Regions from separate parts of the Homo sapiens genome. Here region 2 is linked to region 1. The links are chromatin loops, found by intact Hi-C in ENCODE. Cell type or tissue: left ventricle myocardium inferior. All regions are shown on one strand. Each heading gives the region's core, and the rest is flanking DNA. Links, peaks and the distances in the headings are about the cores only.

What was found. A loop is a pair of places that touch in the nucleus more often than their neighbours do. Peaks named below come from ENCODE experiments on the same cell type or tissue, not always from the same donor. Only the 100,000 strongest peaks of a DNase experiment are listed, where the experiment ranks them.
Region 2: a loop joins it to region 1, with 2.0 times the contacts of the local background. A loop is called at or near these places in 2 of 110 quality-filtered maps.

Annotation. Positions count from the first base shown.
Region 1 is chr4:70,809,276-70,819,283 of GRCh38, reverse strand. GRSF1 (G-rich RNA sequence binding factor 1) reads left to right here. Exons shown (of 10, transcript NM_002092.4): 10 at 1-3,501. It overlaps LOC124900900 (small nucleolar RNA U13), which reads right to left and starts at 7,038; the gene lies at 6,938-7,038. In left ventricle myocardium inferior, for the core only: no CTCF peak of the experiment used is centred there; no DNase peak of the experiment used is centred there.
Region 2 is chr4:70,755,403-70,765,083 of GRCh38, reverse strand. RUFY3 (RUN and FYVE domain containing 3) reads right to left here. Exons shown (of 18, transcript NM_001037442.4): 2 at 2,392-2,565; 3 at 1,415-1,532; 4 at 508-609. Among named protein-coding and RNA genes, the nearest start is that of RUFY3, 38 kb to the right of the region's middle. In left ventricle myocardium inferior, for the core only: CTCF peaks have their summits at 4,930 and 5,177 (motif pointing right); no DNase peak of the experiment used is centred there; H3K27ac peaks cover 714 bases.

The DNA of each region.
Region 1 (10,008 bases), core at 1-8,000:
TGTGATCTTTGTTGCTCTTTCACATTTGGTATCTGATTTGCTGTGGAAAAGATCTGTGGGGCCTACTGTGAGGAATTCATCTGCAATTGATTTAAGCTAATGAGTTTTATTTGCACATCTCTGGAAAAAGAATGCAAGCAAAGCATTAAAATGCTATATGATGGATGGGTAAGGTTGAAAGGATATATCTTCTTGGCACGCTACAGGCTGAGTTTTCTGTACAAAATGTGGCCATTATTGGGAAATCATTTTATGTATTTGAATGCTCCCTTTTGTTTTTGTTCATGATCTAGGCTAGTACGTAAGTGATTGCTAAGGTGGATGTAGTTATGGGAAAGGAAGAGAAGCACATAATACAGTAAAAGTAATCTTATTTCCATGCAAGTGGAAGACGGTACCGTCTCCCCACATTTGAGAAGACTGTTTTGCATCACTCTTTGCTATTGAAGGAAGCAGTGATGGTGAATTTCCTTCTGTTTGGGTTCCTTGTGTCTATAACTTCCTTTGTGGTAAAGCCATCAGGAAGAATAGTGGGAGTGGGGCATATGGTCAGGGTGCTCATATCCTGCTTTAGCCTAGCTGCTGCTTACGGAGTGCAAGGGAGAACTCTGAGAAGCAGTATGTAAATACCAGGGAGCTGATTGCTGAATATTGTGGTCTCATCTGAATATTGTGGTCTCATCTAAATATTGACACCAGGCAATGAAGCAGAAATAGAGTATGTGTCCCTTTATGCGTGGGTAACTTAAGCTTCTGTCATGTGGGAAGGGGGACCGAATCTTCCCTGGGAGGAAGGCTCCAAATTCTCACTACTTCTGTGTTACTTGAAGGGGGAAGCATAAGGAACCCAGTTTGAAGGCAACATTGTGTGCCATGAATCTGCTTATTAATCAACATGCCTTGTTAATGTCCTCTGCCCTGAACAGCCCTTACTCAGTTCTCATTTGGAAAGTTATTTTTTGGGGTTACATCCTGTTTGTTTCAGAATTTAAAACCCTCCATGGTGGGTCACTTGAGGTCAGGAGTTCAAGATTAGCCTGGCCAACTTAGTGAAACTCCGGCTCTACTGAAAATGCAAAAATTAGCCAGGTGTGGCACACGCCTGTAATCCCAGTTACTTGGGAGGCCAAGGCAGGAGAATCGCTTGAACCTGGGAGGCAGAGGTTGTAGCGAGCCAAGATCACACCATTGCACTCCAGCCTGGGCAACAGAGTGAGACTCTGTCAAAATCAAAAAAACCAAAATACAAAAAACTCCATTGTTCTGAGAGTTTCCCCTAAATTATCGGAAGACACTCACATTGAATTGGTAGGACCTATAGTATAGAGGAGAATGGTATGTATGTCAGCAGTAGAGTTCCAATCCAAATTGCGCTATCGCATTAGAAATACATTACCCTCCCACTCCCCAAGTTCAGCAAATTAGAAGAGAATCTGAAGTTTGTAGGAAGGGAATAAAGCTGCTATAAACATTTATGTGCAGGTTTTTGTGTAGACTCGTTTTCAGCTCCTTTGGGTAAATACCAAGGAACCAGGTTGCTGGATTGTAAGTTAAGAGTATGTTTAGTTTTGGAAGAAACTGCCAAACTGTTCCAACATGACTATTTTGAATTCCCATTGACAATGAATAAGAGTTCCTGTAGCTCCTCACCCTCATTAGTATTTGGTGATGTCACTCTTGCATTTTAGCTAATGGGTGAATAGTGGTCTCATCGTTTTAATTCCCAATCCCATAGTGATGTGGAGCACCTTTTCATATACTTAATCTGCCATCCTTATATCATCATTGGTGAGGTGTCTGGATTTTCTGTCCAGAATTTTAGTTCTAGTGGTTTTCTTATTTTTAGAAAGGAAGTATAGGAAGGAAGGTTTAATCTGTCTTAAGCCTGATTATATGAAAATCAAGAATAGGCTAGGTGTGGTGGCTGACATCTGTAATCCCCGCACTTTGTGAGGCTGAAGTGGGAGGACTGCTTGAGCCTGGGAAGTCAAGCCTGCAGTGAGCCATGACTGTTGCTGCACTCCAGCCTGAGTGACAGAGTGAGACCCTGTCTCAGAAAAAAAAAAAGCAGGCTCATTTTAAAGTTGTTTATATTTTATTTTTTGAAGGAAATAAACTTGAAGAGATACAAACGGTAGTGAAGATTCTCCTTCCCCTCCTGTAATTCAGCTGTTTAGTTTCTATTCTCGCACAGCCCTGTTATCAGTTTCTAGTGTAAGCTTGCAGTGACTTTTACTTTATTTATAAGCAAGTGTTAGTGGGTGTTGTCATTTCTTTTAAAAATATAAATTATACTGTACATGCTATTTTGTATTTTGGCTTTTCTCCCACCTAAACACCCTAAAGATCATTTTCTGTCAGTATATAAAATCTTGGTGATGCCAATACCCATCCCTTAGATTGTACAAGCAGCATTTTGCCATGCTTTATCCCATAGCCTGCCTCCTGCAGTCTCATCTTTTTTTCTATATGCATGTCCAAGTAAGTTGTAGACATTTTTCACTTTTAATCCTTTCAGCATACATGTCATGGGAATTTGTTTTTGTTTTTGTTTTTTGTGTTTGAGACAGTCGCTCTGTCACCCAGGCTGGAGTTATAGTGACGTGATCCCAGCTCATTACAGCCTCCACCTCCCAGTTTCAAGCAATTCTCATGCCTCAGATTCCCGAGTAGCTGGGATTACAGATGTGCACCACCACGCCTGACTAATTTTTGTATTTTTAGTAGAGATGGGGTTTCATCATGTTGGCCAGGCTGGTCTGGAACTCCTGGCCTCCAGTCATTTGCCTGCCTCGGCCTCCCAAAGTGCTGGGATTACAGGCATCAGCCACCACACCCAGCCGTCATTGGAGTTTTTTTGAGGGAGATTTGCAGTAAGGTGAATAAATGTTAAGTGTATCATTTGATGAGGTTTTTTCTTTTTTTTTTTTTTTTTTTGAGATGGAGTCTTGTATCGCCCAGGCTAGAGTGCAGTGGCCTGGTCTTGGCTCACTGCAACCTCCACCTCCTGGGTTCAAGGGAGTCTCCTGCCTCAGCCTCCCGAGTAGCTGGGATTACAGGTGTGAGCCACCATACCCAGACTCATTTGATGAGTTTTGATGTAAAAGCATGTAACTCAAACCCCTATGTCTGGAACATCTGTATTACATCTGAATTTTTTCACCTAGTCAATTCCTGCACCTCTCTCTCCTGTCCCTTCTTCCCTCCCCTGGCAGTCAGCTACTGTTAGGATTTTGTTCACTGTAGATTAATTTTGCCTATTCTAGAACTTCATATAACGGACTCACTTATGCAGTATGTATTCTGTAAGTTCCTTTTACTCAGCATGTTTGTATGTTCATCAGTGTGTTTAAGCTTTGTTCCTTTTTATGGCTGAGCAGTGTTCTATGTATGAATGCCACATTTTAACGTTTCACCTGTTAGGTGAACAACTAACTGGTGAACAATGGGCTGTTTCTAGTTTGGGGCTATCATGAATAAAGTTGGTATGAACATGTACAACCTTTTTGTGAACCTACATTTTAATTTAATTTAATTTGGATAAGTATTTAGGAGTGAGATTATCCTGAGTTGATGTATTTTAAATTTTACTAGAAGACGACAAACCTTTTCCTAAATGGTTATCCTGGTTTACATTCCCAGAGTTCTAGTAGGTCCATATCCTTACCATTTGCTGTTGTCAGTCTATAATTTTAGCCATTGTGTAGTGGTATCTTCTGGTTTTAATTTGCATTCCCTGACAATGAATAGTACTTTTTCATAAGCTTACTAGCCATTTGGATATCTTTAGTAAAGTTGAAGTGTCTGTTTCTTCTCTTATTCAGGATGTTTTGCCATCCATTTATTTTTTTCTTATTTGCTGAAGAAATAAGATTAACCTGTAGGTTTCCATAATCTGAGTTTGGCTGATTGCCTTTGTGTGATGTTTATTAACCGCTTTTCTATTGGCTTTGGTCTTTTAACTAATCTGCAGGAGTACTTTGTTCCTATAGTGAGCTTTAAATACCTTTTCCCCCCAGTTTGTCCTCTTTGTTTGCTCATGATGGCAGAAACTATTTTTACATCGCTGAATTCTTAAATCTCCCCTTTTATAGTTTCAAGGTTTTATGTCAGCATTAGAACATCTTAGTGAAATGGTTCTGAAAGCACTTGGGGATAAAGCATGAAGGTGTATAACCAAAGTAGACTCTAGAATATGGATGGATTCATTGAAGGTCACAAGGATCACCAAGATATGTTTAAGAATCTTAATTTGAAGCCCACAGGCAAAATTTAACAAGTTTATTCAAAGACTTGTGATTTGAAAACATACCTGGTTATGGCCTGGCTTGGTGGCTCATTCCTGTAATCCCAGCACTTTGGGAGGCCGAGGTGGGCGAATCACCTGAGGCCAGGAGTTCGAGACTAGCCTGGCCAACATGGTGAAACCCTGTCTGTACTAAAAATATAAAAGTTAGCCGGGTGTGATAGTGCATGCCTATAATCCCAGCTACTTGGGAGGCTGAGGAGAATTGCTTGAACCAGGGAGGCAGAGGTTGCAGTGAGCCGGGATCACGCCACTGCACTCCATCCTGGGCAACAGAGTGAGACTCCGTCTCAAAAACAAAAACAAACAAAAATACCTGGTTATGATGGAAATAAAGAGGTTCTGAACCTTTGCTGCTGCTGCTTGACAGAAGATGGCAGACATTTGGGAATAAAGACCAAGAGCTAGGGAGACAAGTTATTAACAGTTTCTGATGGGCTGGCTGTTGATTCATTCATTTCTTGCCTCCTCAAGAAAGCAAGATGGGGCTGAGCATGGTGGCTCACACCTGTAATTCTAGCACTTTGGGAGGCCGGGGCAGGTGGATCACCTGAGCTTAGAAGTTTGAGACCAGCCTGGGCAACATGGTGAAACCCATCTCTACCAAAAATACAAAAACTAGCTAGCCATGGTGGCTCACGCCTGTAGTTCCAGCTACTCAGGAGGCTGAGGTGGGAGTATCACTGGAGCCTGGGAAGTGGAAGCTGAGATCACACAGGTTACACCACTGCACTCCAGCCTGGGTAACAGCAAGACAAAAATAAATTGCGGAATACGAGCAATGTTATGCTAGAAGAACATAGTATTTGTGATAGATGTTGTAATTGAATATGAATGATACTTTATTTTTTCTTAACTTTACCTTCCACCAGCTCACTCCATGAATGATACTTTTGTGCCATAAAGCAGCATCCAGAATGCTAAGTCATTACTGCTTTCTGGAGACTTGTACAGCTTTTTCACTGTACTTGCCCTTGCCCTTTGGAAGCCTGAGTTACCTCTTCTTTTCCATGCTTAATTAAGTCTTAGGGATCTGATATCCTCAGTGATGCTTACAACCGCTTGCTGGATTTTTTTTTTTTTTAAATATAGGGTCTCACTCTGTCGCCCAGGTCGGAGTGCAATAGCGCAATCTTGGCTCACTGCAACCTCTGCCTCCTGGGTTCAAGCGATTCTCCTATCTCAGCCTCCCGAGTAGCTGGTATTACAGGCATGTGCCACCACGCCAAGCCAATTTTTGTACTTTTAGTAAAGATGGGGTTTCACTACATGACTGGCCTCGAACTCCTGGCCTCAAGTGATCTGCCTGCCTCGGCCTGCCAAAGTACTGGGATTACAGGTGTGAGCCACTGCACCTGGCCTACTGGTTCTATTTTTAAATTAATTTTACATTTCAAGATAATTCACTGACTAAAGTTTGTGCCACTTATTCTAGGTGTAGAAATTGTGCTTGTCAGATACGTGGTTTCTGATTTGGTATATTGACTGGCATGCTTACAAGAATCTTTATACCAAAGTAGTGTGTTAACATCAAAATTAATCTGTTCCCAGCATGGGAGACCTGTCATCGATGACAGTTCCCAAACCAGCTATTGTCTAAGAATTATTAAGATTTGACTTGGGATAACTTTTTGGGTAATATATTAGGCTAAGTTAATTTGAAGGAAGTTTTACTGTAAATCAAAACAGGACCACTAAACTACTGAAATATAATTATTTAAAAACCGCCCCCATTTTTTGGTGAACAAAGCTGAAATGAGGCTGTAATGGAGAACCTCCTTTCACAGAATGGTTAAATGTCCTTTAAGAGTTTCATCATATGTTTTTATAACTTGACTTATAGTGAATGAACTAAGGACTTTGTCATAGTTCCGATCTGCTTATCAACCTTGCAAAACTTGGAGTCTATTTGGAAATAAGTAAGAACTCAAACTGCATTTAGGGATGAGTTCAGTCAGGTTCTATAGGGTTAGACCTATACTTGCTTTGAGTATGAAAGCACAATTTTTTAATATATAAACTTTATTTTAGAGTAGTTTTAGATCACTGGGTGTGGTGGCTCGTACCTGTAATCCCAGCACTTTGGGAGGCTGAGTCGGGCGGATCATGAGGTCAGGAGTTTGAGACCACCCTGACCAACATGGTGACACCCCATCTCTACTAAAAATACAAAAAATTAGCCGGGCATGGTGATGCGTGCCTGTAATCCTAGCTACTAAGGAGGCTGAGGCAGGAGAATTGCTCGAACCCGGGAGGCAGAGGTTGCAGTGAGCCGAGATTGCGCCATTGCACTCCAGCCTGGGCGACAGAGTGACACTCCATCTCAAAAAAAAAACAAAGTTTTAGATCTACAGAGACATTGCAAAAAGAGTACAGAGTTCCTGTATACGCCTCACCCACCTGTATACCTATTGTTAGTATCCTACATTACTGCAGGATATTTGTCACAACTAAGGAACCAAATTTGATACATTACTATTAACTAAATCCCACAGTTCAGATCTTTAGTTTTTTTCCAAATATTATTTTCATTCCAGGATCCCACAATTACATTCAGTTATGTCTCTTTAACCACCTCAGATGTTTTTGTTTTTAATGACTTCAGATTCCCAACCTTTTTAACTTTTTTCACGTCAGATGGGTAATGTCCTGATGTAACAAGGTGTGAAGGAGGCACATCTCACACAGAAGTGTGAAAGCCCAGTCGTCACGCTTATGAACTACAGAAGGATCCCAGACTTGTTTTTGATGACCATGACAGTGTTAAGGGGTACTAGCTGGTTTTGTAGAATGTTCGTAAGGTGAGGTTTTCTGATTGTTTTCCTTCTGGTCTTAGGAGGAAGACCACAAAGGGGCATTTTCATCACATCAAGGGTGCATATTTTTAATAGGGCTTATCACTCATTATATTAATACAAATTTTGATCACCTGGCCAAGATAGTGTTTGCCAGGTTACTATAAATTTTTTTTCTTCTTTACATATTGTACTCTTAAAGCAAGTTACTAAGCACAATCCATACTCGAAAGGTGGAGAGTTAAGCTCTATCTCCTTGAAGTGGTGAGGGGCGGGGGGTATCTACATAATTATTTGGGCTTTTTCTGTATAGGAGAGATGCTACCGCTCCATCAGGTCATATACACACATGGACTCATGGGTACTTACTTTATCCTTTGGGTTATAATCCTAAGGTGCATTATTTACTTTGTTGCTGAGATTTGTTTCATCTTTGGCCATTGGGCATTCTATCAGTTGGCTCCTGTGTCCCTTTCACATGCCTACATCCTTGTTTGTGGAACACTTCTTTACTTTCTGGCACTACAAGATGCCCTAGACCCAGAATCAGCCATTTCTCTAGGGAGCCCTGATTCCTTTTCTTGGAGAATGGTATTAGAAAACAAGATCTGGGCATTGGATGTACCCGTTGCTGCTGGCATGTCTGCTGCTAGGCCCTCTCAGTGAACAGAGATATATGCCTGTGTAATAACCCAAATAGACACACATAATTGTAATTACTTTCTGAATCCTTCCGGAAAACACAATTTTTTTTAAACTAGTAAAATATACATAAAACTTGCTGTTTTAACCATTTGTAAGCGTACATTTCTGTGGCATTAAGTGCATTCACATTGCTGTGCAACCATTACCACCATCTGTCACCAGAATTTTTCATCTTCCTCCAACACAAACTGTACCTATTAAACACTGACTCCCCATTCTGCTCTTCCTTAAGCCCCTGGGAACCATCATTTTACTTTATGCTTTGACTATTCTAGGTACTTAGTGTAAATGGAGTCATACAATATTTGTCCTATGTATGACTGGCTTATTTCACTTATCATGTCCTTAAGTTTCATCTATGTTGTAGCATGTGTCAGAATTTGTTCTTAAAGCTGAATAATATTCAATCGTATGCATATACCAAATTTTGTTTACCCATTCATCCATTGATGGATACCTGGGTTGTCTCTACCTTTCAGCTATTTTGAATAATAGGGCTGTAAACACTGGTGTACAAGTATCTGTATAAGTTCCTGCTTTGAATTCTTTGGGGTATATACCCAGAAATGGATTTGCTGGATTATATATGCTAATTGTTTTTTTTTCTTTTTTAAGAAATCACCATACTGCTGTACCATTTTACATTCCCACCAACTGTATACATGGGTTCCAGCTTCTCTATGTCCTTGTCAACACTTGTTCTGCTTTTTTGATAATAGCCACCTTAATAGGTTTATAAAGTGGTATCTCATTGTGGTTTTGATTTGTACACTTCCCCAGTGATTACTGATGTTGAGCTTTTCTGTACTTATTGGACATTTCTATATCTTTTTGCAAGAAGTGTCTATTCAAGTACTTTGCTCATTTTTTTCAGGCTTTTTATTGTTGCAGGATTTATTTGCAAATGTTTTCGCCCATTCCTTGGGTTGCCTTTTCATTCTGCTGATAGTGTCCCTTGATGCACAAATTTTTAATTTTGCTGAAGTCCAATCTGTTTTTCCTTTTGTTGCCTGTGCTTTTGGTCATACCCAGGAAATTACTGCTAAATCCAATGTCATGAAGCTTTTCCATTTTTTTTTTTCTTTTTGAGATTGAAAAAAAAGACAGGCTGCTTTTTTCTGTCTTTTCTTGCTCCGTCGCTCAGGCTGGAGTACAATAGCGCAATCGCGGCTCACTACAACCTCCGCCTCCCACATTCACGCAATTCTCCTGCCTCAGCCGCCTGAGTAGCTGGGATTACAGGTGCCCACCACCACACCTGGCTAATTTTTGTATTTTTAGTAGAGACGGGGTTTCACCATGTTGGCCAGGCTGGTCTCCAACTCCTGACCTCAGGTGATACACCTGCCTCGGCCTCCCAAAGTGCTGGGATTGCAGGCATGCACCACCACACGGGGCCAATAATTCTTTTTCTTCTTTTTTAAAGAGTTTAATGATTCTAGCTCTCTTTTTTCTTCCAACCTTAGTGGATGGAGCTAGTTCTTGATGGATTTTAAGTTAATATTTGTATATGGTGTAAGGGTCCAACTTTTTTTTGTATGTAGATATCCAGTTTTCCCAACACCATTTGTTGAAAGGACCCTATTTTCTCCACTGAATGGTCTTGGCACCCCTGTCAAAAATCTGACTATATGTGTAAAGATTTACTTCTAGGCTCTTTATTCTATTCCATTGGTTTATATGCTAATTTTTATGCCAGTACCATACTGTTGGTTACTGTAGTTTTGTGTTAAATTTTGAGATCAGTAAGTGAAGACTTCCAACTTTGTTCTTTTTCAAGATTATTTTGAGTATCGGGGGGGGGGGTCTCTTGACATTCTGTATGAATTTTAGGATTGATTTTTCTATTTCTGCAGAAATGTTGGGATTTTCATAGGGACTATTGAATCTGTAGATTACTCTGGGTAGTATTGACATCTTAACAATATTTATTAAGTCTTTGACTCCATGAAAATATGATACTTTTTTTTCTTGGCCTCCCAAAGTGCTGGGATTACAGGTGCGGGCCACCGTGCCTGGTGAAAAACATACTTTTATGTCTTCATTTTGTATGGCAACATTTTGAAGTTTTCAATGTACAAGTCTTTGCCTCTTTGGTTCAGTTTATACTATTGTAAATGGTGAAAAGCACAATTGTAAAGGAAGACAGATAGGCATACCATTAAGTCAAGGTATTCATGACTTGGTCTCCTTGCTTTTATG
Region 2 (9,681 bases), core at 364-8,363, 55 kb after region 1:
CCCAAGTAGCTGGGATTACAGGTGTCCACCGCCACGCCCGGCTAATTTTTATATTTTTTTAGTAGAGATAGGGTTTCGACATATTGACCAGGCTGGTCTCAGACTCCTGGCCTCAAGTGGTCTGCCCACCTTGGCCTCCCGAAATGCTGGGATTACAGGCGTGAACCACTGCACCCGTCCAATTTTGTGCTATATTTGAATTTAATGCTACATGTCAAGTTCTTGTCTTATTGAGCCTGGGCACATGCTAAGGTGCCTTCTGTTTTCTAGAGGTAAGTCTTGGCCTGCCTTGGAAAGGACCAATATATGCCACAGTGACAGACAGAACACACATAACATAAATCATCCATTTGGGAGGATATGTGTGTGAGGTATGAGAGAAAGTATCAGTGAAGCTGTTATGAATCAAATGTTTCTGATCTACAAAAATAGTGAACTTATATGGTTTGACTTTATACGATGTAGAACATACCAAGGAAAGAAGAAAGTTCAAGAAGGTGTTCATACCTGAGAAGTTCTTTCTTATTGATCAAAGCTTTCATATATTCTGAAAGTTTCTTTTGCATTAATGCCAAACGAAGCCAGGCTCTTCCTCTACCTACTGGTGTCCTACAAAAACACAGAAATCAAACAACTGAAAACATAAGCACCAGAAGCAAAGGCTACAGTAGAATCAGTTCACTTATTCTTGCTAATGGTATTCCAGTGTAACAAGCACACTGAGGTGCTCCTCAGGACCTCTCCCAGTACATTCCCATGCAAGGAATTTTTGTGTGTGGGCTAATGTGACCCGGAACAAATGCTTTCAAAAAGAATTACTGAATGTAACTACAATTTGAAGACACAGCCTCTGGGAGACCCAACTAAAAATGTTCCATCAGATCAATAATAGCAAATCCTTATAAATTCAGTGTGGATTATATAAATGTCCAAAGCATGAATGTGGACACAGGCAATCTAGGCCTCTGTCTGATTAAAATTAAACCAGTCTCATTTGGGAAGGTGGTCACTACTTTATAGTTCTAAGGCAGGCTACAGTCACTAGCTCTTCAGGTTAATTTGACAGCTGTTTTAATCTTGACTCTCAAACCCACTGAATACCTTTTTTCCCTAAGTCAAGTACAGCATGCCACCCCCTTAGATATGATTCTCCCAAGTGCTTTAAAAAATAAGCAAATGTTTGGCATTTCAACAAAAAGACAATCTCTCTTAGATGAATAATTATCCCTCAAGAGCACATTTTTCTCAATATTCTGTATACCAATTCTCTCCTGTCAGCACCTATTCATGACATCATGCATTTTGGATTGTTATAAAATAAATTATTCGTACATAATTGTCTTTAGTCTTGCTCTTCAAGGGATAGTTAATAAGAATGCTGTTCCTGAGAAATGGAATTCAACCTTAGACTTACTTAAGTCCTGGAAGATCTTTAACACTTGCTGTTATCTCTGCGGCTTCTGGAACAAGCTTTTCTACCAGTTCTAGAGGCCCCCAGAAGGATTTATTTTGTCCGAGAAAAGTTTTTTTAGCTAAGGCAACAAAAATAAAGCAGTATTTTAATATTCTTTACAACATAAGCGCACTCTCAATACACACACACATACACACACAACTTTTCAGGAAACCAATCCTAGGTTATAAGATGGTTTTGGATTCATTCATGCTTTTAGAATAGATAATATTTTGTGAAAATAAAAAAATTCTCTACTTCCCAAGACTCAGCCCTTCTTCTTTCACAAACAGTTTGTGGCCTAGCCCTATAATATAATAAAACATTTTAACAATTTAGTGCCTAAAATTGTGTGGTATTAATGAAGAAAACAGCTCAATAGAAAAGAATATGTAATCCAGAAATAGGCTATGGAATATTGGGAAGTTGGTAAGCATAGGCATACAGATTTAAAAAAAACAATCAAACAAAAAACAACAAGAAAAGAATATTGAGAAGGCAAGAAGAAAGGAAACAAGGGTGAACAAGACCAGTTACTGCCCTCAAAAGCTTATAGTTAAGTGGAAAGAACACTGACCCAAGAGTCGGGAGACCTGAGTTCTAGCACCTACTCTGCCACAACTCAATGTGTGACCTTGACCAAGTCATGTCTCATTCTGGGCAGGCCTATTTCCACCTGTCAAACAGAACTACTGTACTGTACTTGATTACTTATAATGGCCCCTCCAACTGTAACATTTAATGATCTGTATTTTTAAAGCCCTATAAGTCCATTGAGTCAACCATAACCCTGCTCCTATAAAAGACTGCATTCCAATGGATTAATATTATTAATTCAAGCCTCTTATTCTTTGGCTCCACAAAGAATGCTTTCTTCTATAGTATGCATTGCTAGAAAACAGCTGCATGCATATTTGCATTTTGGGGTGATGGCCTACCTTTCAAGCCATGTTTCAGACAGTGCTCCATCACCACAAAGAATTGCTGGAGAGGTGCATAGTCAGAGTCAAGAGTCCTCCCCAGGTTCAGAGCTGATTCAATCAAGCCCTTGATACTCAGCTTGGCCATGTTCATGAGGTTCATGCGTTCATTAGCCATGAGATAATTAGGATCTGCAGCCAAAGGGGAAGAAGATGAAGGCTGGTTACTAGAAATAGCACATTTTAAAATTCAGTATTAGTTGTATTCTTCTCCACCATGTACTCACTGTGAAAAAAAATGCCAGTTTCCTTTAAGAATATCCTCAATGAAGCAGTAAAATGAACTATTTTATCAAATCTCAAGCCTTGAGTAGTCTTTTCTTTCTTTTTTTCTTTGAGACAGGGTCTTGCTCTGTTGCCCAAACTGGAATGCAGTGGCATGATCATAGCTCACTGTAGCCTCAACCTTCTGGGCTCAAGTAACCCTTCTGTCTCTGCCTCCCAAGTAGCTGGAACTATAGGCGCACGCCATCACACTGGCTAATTTTTGTATTTTCTGTAGAGACATGGTCTCACTTTGTTGCCCAGGCTGGTCTTGAGCTCTTGAGCTGAAGCGATATTCCCACTTCGACCTCCCAGAGTGTTGGGATAATACGCGTGAGCCACCATGCCTGGCTGAGTAGTCTTTTAATAGTCTCACCACCACCTCTGCTATCACCCTAACCTAAGCATCTGTCATAACTCCCTACTGTACTACCTTCACACTGCTCTCTCTGCTTCCATTCTTGCCTACCCCTCTTTTCTCTGCATAATTTGTGAAGTGCTCTAAAAATAAAGCCCCAATGTAGGAAAAAAAGGGTAAAGGGCTTAAACAAACTTTGCATTATGGTATTTTATTATTCTTTAAACTATGCACTAGCATTATTAGTATAATGCAGTACTAGAACTTAATCAACTCCCACATTTTTAAGTCTTAGCATACAGTGTATGGCTCTCATCAACCAGATGGATAAACTATTTGGGGAAAGGGGCTAAGTGACACATTTTATTGTACTCATTACCTTCATTTATTGGTGCTTACACTGTGCCAGCACTGTGGGCTACCTCTTACAATTATGATCTCCATCTCTCCTTACAACATGCTGTGAGACAGTCACCAATACAACAATTTTACAGGGAAGGAAAATGAGACTTAGAGAGTAAAGCTTCAGCTGCTCTGCCCTGACTCACTGTATGACCTCGGGCAAGTCACCATCCCATTTTAGGTCAATCAAATAGTTGCAGCCGGCCCATGGGCACAGACAATAATAAATGACAGAGCCAGAGGCCAGACTCCTCCTGACCATTCTTTTACATGATTATTTTACCTACTTATTCTCTCATCATATTTAGGTATTCTCCCTTCTTTCCGGTGCTAAAGCAGGCCCATAATAGCTAGGTGGTCCAAGGTGTAACAGTTTATAAGTGGCAGAATCTGGACCTGGATCTGACGTGAAAGCTAATGCTCTCTTTACCTTATGCCATGTATATCCTCCCAAACACCAAATATACCAAATTTGTACTGAAAACTAAAGAAGGCCTAGAGCTCTATGATGTATTCCATTTCTTCTTAGGAAGACTAAAAATACTAATAAGGCTATGCTTCCATAATACAAATAAGCCACTTAGCAAAAAACAGACTGTTTAATGCAAATTATCCCAAGCAATTTTCTTCATACAAGGTTTTTATTTATATCTGCTTTCAAAGTTAAATGAGCAGAGTCAAATGGTCAAATTCCAAATTAATCTTCTCATTAAGTTTAAGGACTTACGGATTTGCAATTCCAACTATATAAATCTTGGTTTGTTGTTATGTTGTCTGAGGTTACTTTTGGAGAAACACTTTATGTGAGAGTCAGAATTGGTATATATCACCATTAATTCTTTCTTGCATAACAACAAATGTTTTAGGGCCATAGTTTAAATGTGGCCATAGCTTAAATGTAGATCAACTTGTCAAGGGTAGTATTCTCACAAGAGGACAGCAAAATACATGGAAAACTATGCCCTGAAAGACAGCCATGAAGAAAACTATCAGATATTAATTTCCATTTATTACCAGCATGTATGTACATTCTAGTGTTTCTGACCTCCTATAATTACTCAAAAAAAAAAAATAGAGCTGGGGTGTGGGTATGAATATGTGTAGAGGGCTACTAGCCTTCCCACCTGACACCTCCCAATAGATGGCAGGAGACTATGGTTGGTACTAGATAACTGCCTGCCCATAACTTTGAGGCATTCACTCTGCCTCAAGCCTGTAGACCATTAATTCAGGAACTTATAACAAGATTAAACAATGCTGCTAGTCAAAGTTTACAAGCTGATTCCAACGTAGTGAGAACTAGTCATGTGGTGAGAGATAGACTTGGGTTAAGTAAAAAATATCATATTGAGACATTTTTCCAGAAGTAGTGATAGATTTATACCAACCCATCTACATTTTCTCATCTTGTTCTTCTTATAATCTGCAGCAGAAATGTTTAAGACATCTGGCTGAGGTCTGGAGTGCATGAACTACAGACAGGTTAACTAGCGTCTATGGGAATTAAATTTCTGATATCATGGACTCCATTAGTAAGGTGCTACAATCTATTTAAACTAACTTCCATCAAACATAAACAACCTACCCATTCTTTAAAAAACACTACTCTCAACCTTGGCACTGTTGACATTTTAAGCTAGATAATTCATTTTTATGGGGCTCTGTTCTGAAAACTAATTTTCACAGCAACCCAGTAGTGGGTAACACTAGATGTCAGTAGCACTGACAACTGTTTTTGGTGGGTTAAGACAACCAAAAATGTCTCCAGACACTGCCAAATATTCTTTGGGAGATTAAATCAGGTCCTTCCACATTGAGAACTACTAATCTAAACAAATGAAAGTGAAACAAAAATCTGTTATAGTAATTTGATTGTTAGAGATAAGAGCTTAAAAGTAACAATTCACTCAGAATGGCTATTACTAACAAGACAAAAAATAAAAAATGCTGGTGTGGATGCAGAAAAAAGGGAATTCTTATACACTGTTGGTGGGAATGTCAATTAGTATAGCCTTTATGGAAAACTGTACGGAGGTTCCTCAAAAAACTAAAAGTAGAACTACCATATGATTCAGCAATCCCACTACCAGATATTTATCCAAAGGAAAGGAAATCGATATAACAAAGAGATAGCTGCATTCCCATGTTTAATTCAGCACTATTCACAATAACCAAGATATGAAATCAACCTAAGTGTCATCAACATGAATAAAGAAATGTGGTATACACACACACACACACACACACACACACATACACACACACACACAAATTCAGCCATAAAAAGAATGAAATCCTATGATTCATGGCAACATGGATGAGCCTAAAGGACATTATGTTAAGTGAAATAAGTCTGGGACAGAAAGATAAATACCACATGTTCTCACTCATATGTGGAAGCTAAAAAAGTTGAGCTCATAGAAGTAGAGAGTAGAATTGTGATTATTAGAAAATGAAAAGAGTATGGAGGAGGGGAAGATAGGGAGAGGTTGGTTAACAGATGCAAAGCTACAACTAGATAAGATGAGTAAGTTCTAGTGTTCTGTAGCATTGTATGGTGACTATAGTCAATAATTTTCTTTTTTTTTTTTGAGACAGAGTCTTGCTGTCGCCCAGGCTGGAGTGCAGTGGCACGATCTCGGCTCACTGCAAGCTCCGCCTCCCGGGTTCATGTCATTCTCCTGCCTCGGCCTCCCGAGTAGCTGGGACTACAGGCACCCACACCACGCTGGGCTAATTTTTTGTATTTTTAGTAGAGATGGGGTTCCACTGTGTTAACCAGGATGGTCTTGATCTCCTGACCTCGTGATCTACCTGCCTCGGCCTCCCACAAGTGCTGGGATTACAGGTGTGAGCCACCACGCCTGGCAATAATTTTTTTTTTTTTATATTTTCAAATAGCTAGAAGAGAGGATTTTGAATATTCCCAAAATTAATAAATAAGTGTTTGAGGCAAGAGATATGCTAATTACCCTGATTTGATCATTACATTGTATACATGAGCCAAAATGTCAGTCTGTATCCCTAAATATGTATAATTATTACACATCAAAAATTTTAAAAAGAATATATTGCTCATTGTAAATGAACACAAAAGCTAAAATGAGTATTATTTAATTCTTATTATTAACATTTTTGTGCTGAATAGTATACAAAAGTATGGCTATTTAGTCTTGCTATGTTGCTCAAACTGGTCTTGAACTCCTGGCCTCAAGCCATCCTCCCATGTTGGCCTCCCGAAGTGCTGGGATTAAAGGTATAAGCCACTACACCTGGCCTACAAATAATGTTGGCTGCTAATAATGAATATTAAATCATTAACCTGATTTGTCACAGAATATTTTCTATTCAACATTACTTGTCTTAAATACTATTCAAGTGTAAAATGATTTTGCAAAACTAACCTATCCTGTTAAAAAGGGCTGCAATGACCTGACAGAGTATGGAGGGGCTTCTGAGGGCAGGTGAATTTCTGTTTGTTGGTATGGGTGTTTATTATGCAAGCATGTTGTGTGTGTAACATTGTACTGAGCTGAATACTTATAATATAGGATTCTTTTCTGTGTATTTTGTACTTTTAACTATATAAAGTAAAAAAAGATTCTGTTATATTGTATAAGCCAGAAAGCCATTTTAAAACATGCATGACTTTCATGATATCATCAGTCAAGCTTTTCCTATGAGAAAAATGATTTAAAATTTTAAAATGTTCACAACACTGGCATTTAACACTATCATTCCAATAGAGAACTTTCATGCAATTATTTTTTTCAATACATATTGAACATCTACTATGTGTTAGATATTGTTTTAATGCTAGAAATACAGAGGTAATAATAGACTTAGTCCCTGCCATCAAAGTGCTTACTATTTATCGCAGTTGGTTAATACAAACTTATAGAGAACAAATAGGGCAGTGTACAGCAAACACCTGAAATTTCAGGATAAACATAATCATATTTAACAAAGATCAATTTTATTCCAGGACAAATATTTTATTTTATTTTAATTTTTTAATTTTTCAGATGGAGTTTCACTCTTGTTGCCCAGGCTGGAGTGCAATGGCGCGATCTTGGCTCACTGCAACCTCGTCTTCCTGGGTTCAAGTGATTTTCCTGTCTCAGCCTCCCAAGTATCTGGGATTACAGGCATGTGCCACCACGTGCGGCTAGTTTTGTATTTTTAGTAGAGACAGGGTCTCACCATATTGGTCAGGCTGGTCTCAAACTCCTGACCTCAGGTGATCCACCTGCCTCGGCCTCCCAAAGTGCTGGGATTACAGGCATGAACCACCGCGCCCGGCCCAGAACAAATAATTTTAAATGTTCCATTTGTTTTGTTTTGATTTTTGAGGCAGGATCTTGCTCTATCACCCAGGCTGGAGTGCAGTGGCACGATCACAACTCACTGTAGTCCCAATCTCCCAGGCTCAAGTGATTCTCCCATCTCAGCCTCCTGAGTACCTGGGATAATAAACAGGTGTGTGCAACCATGCCCGGCTAATTTTTTTTTTATTTTTTGTAGAGACAGGGTCTCCCTATGTTGCCCAGCTGGTCCCAAACTCCTAAGATCAAGTGATCCTCTCACCTCAGCCTCCCAAAGTAATGAGATTACAGGCATGGGTCGCCATGCCCAGCTAATTAAAAAAATTTTTTTTTTGTTAAATGACATAAACCTATTCTATGGAAATGTTAGTTTTCTACATTTCTTAAAACTAAGATAATTGATGTCATTAATTTAGGGTTTCAGGCAGGCTGTAAGCATAATACAATTTCCTCTGACATTGGGTGCACTTCTGTGGAGAAGACTGAGAAGTACTGCAACTACACTGCAGTAAGAACTCCAACAATGGTATATACAGGATACCAGGGGAATATGCATAGGAGAAAGGTATCTGACCTGGCTCCCTATTTTTCCTTCAATTTTAGGGGCCCCGTGTGTTTCTATAAATCCTCAGAGGATGAGACTTTTGAGTTCAATCTTAAAGGATAAAAAGAAAGGAGTCACGTAAGGAAGGGGTAGCAGTAGAGATGTGAAGGGAACAGGATGGAAGGAATAGCTTAGGTAAAGGTACAGAAGTATGGAAGAACATAACATACACAGAAGAAAAACAACACTGAAAAAATGCCAGGGGTTTAAGTATTAGAGATGAGACAAGAGAAAGAGACAAGGGCAGACTGCTAAGGACCTTGTTTAAGGAGTACAGATTTCACCTTAAAGTCAGTGAAGACTTTAACGTGGGATGTGATGTCACAAATTTGAATTTTAGAGAAGCCATTCTTGCATCCTTTTGGAAGATGATTGGAAGGGTGCATGAACTCAAAGCTGAGGGGCAAGTAAGGGTCTACTGCAATGGCAGAGGAAAATAAATAATAAAGGGTAGAACTAGAGCAGTGGGGCTGTATGGAGAAGAGGGAGTCAGCATGGAGAGACATTCTGGGGTAGAACGTTAGCATTTCATAGCTTGACTATCTGGACATAGTCAAGGAGAATGGAGAGTAACTTCCCTATTTGTAGTTTTGGCGATTAGATGGACGATGGTGCAGATCACATTGGTGGGGAATACAGCAAGAGCACTGGACTAAAGAAATCATGTGGAAGTGACTATAGTTAAAATAATACATTATGTTGACTGGTTCTCAAATCAATGTTCTTTTTTTCCTTTTTTTTTTTTTCGAGACAGAATCTCGCTCTGTCACCCGGGATGGAGTGCAGAGGCGTGATCTCAGCTCACTGCAAGTTCCGCCTCCCAGGTTCACGCCATTCTCCTGCCTCAGCCTCCTGAGTAGCTGGGACTACAGGCACCTGCTGCCACGCCCGGCTAACTTTTTGTATTTTTAGTAGATACGGAGTTTCACTGTGTTAGCCAGGATGGTCTTGATCTCCTGACCTCGTGATCCGCCCGCCTCAGTGTCCCAAAGTGCTGGGATTACAGGCATGAGCCACCGTACCCGACCTCAATGTTCTTTCAAAAAGCATGTGATTCTTCACTGTATCTCTTCAAGACTGCTAATTTCCATATAAGGGTATTTTAATAAACTTTACAGAGTCATGTAGCTCATTTAGTTAATAGTGATGATAAAAGTGATCTGAAGTCATATAGCTAACAGTGACAGTGAGTCATATTGTTCTGAAAACAAATCATGTCACCAAGGTGCCATTTTATCTTCTTATAATGCAATGACTAATGTTCATACAGCAAAATCTTGAAATGTTTTCTAAAT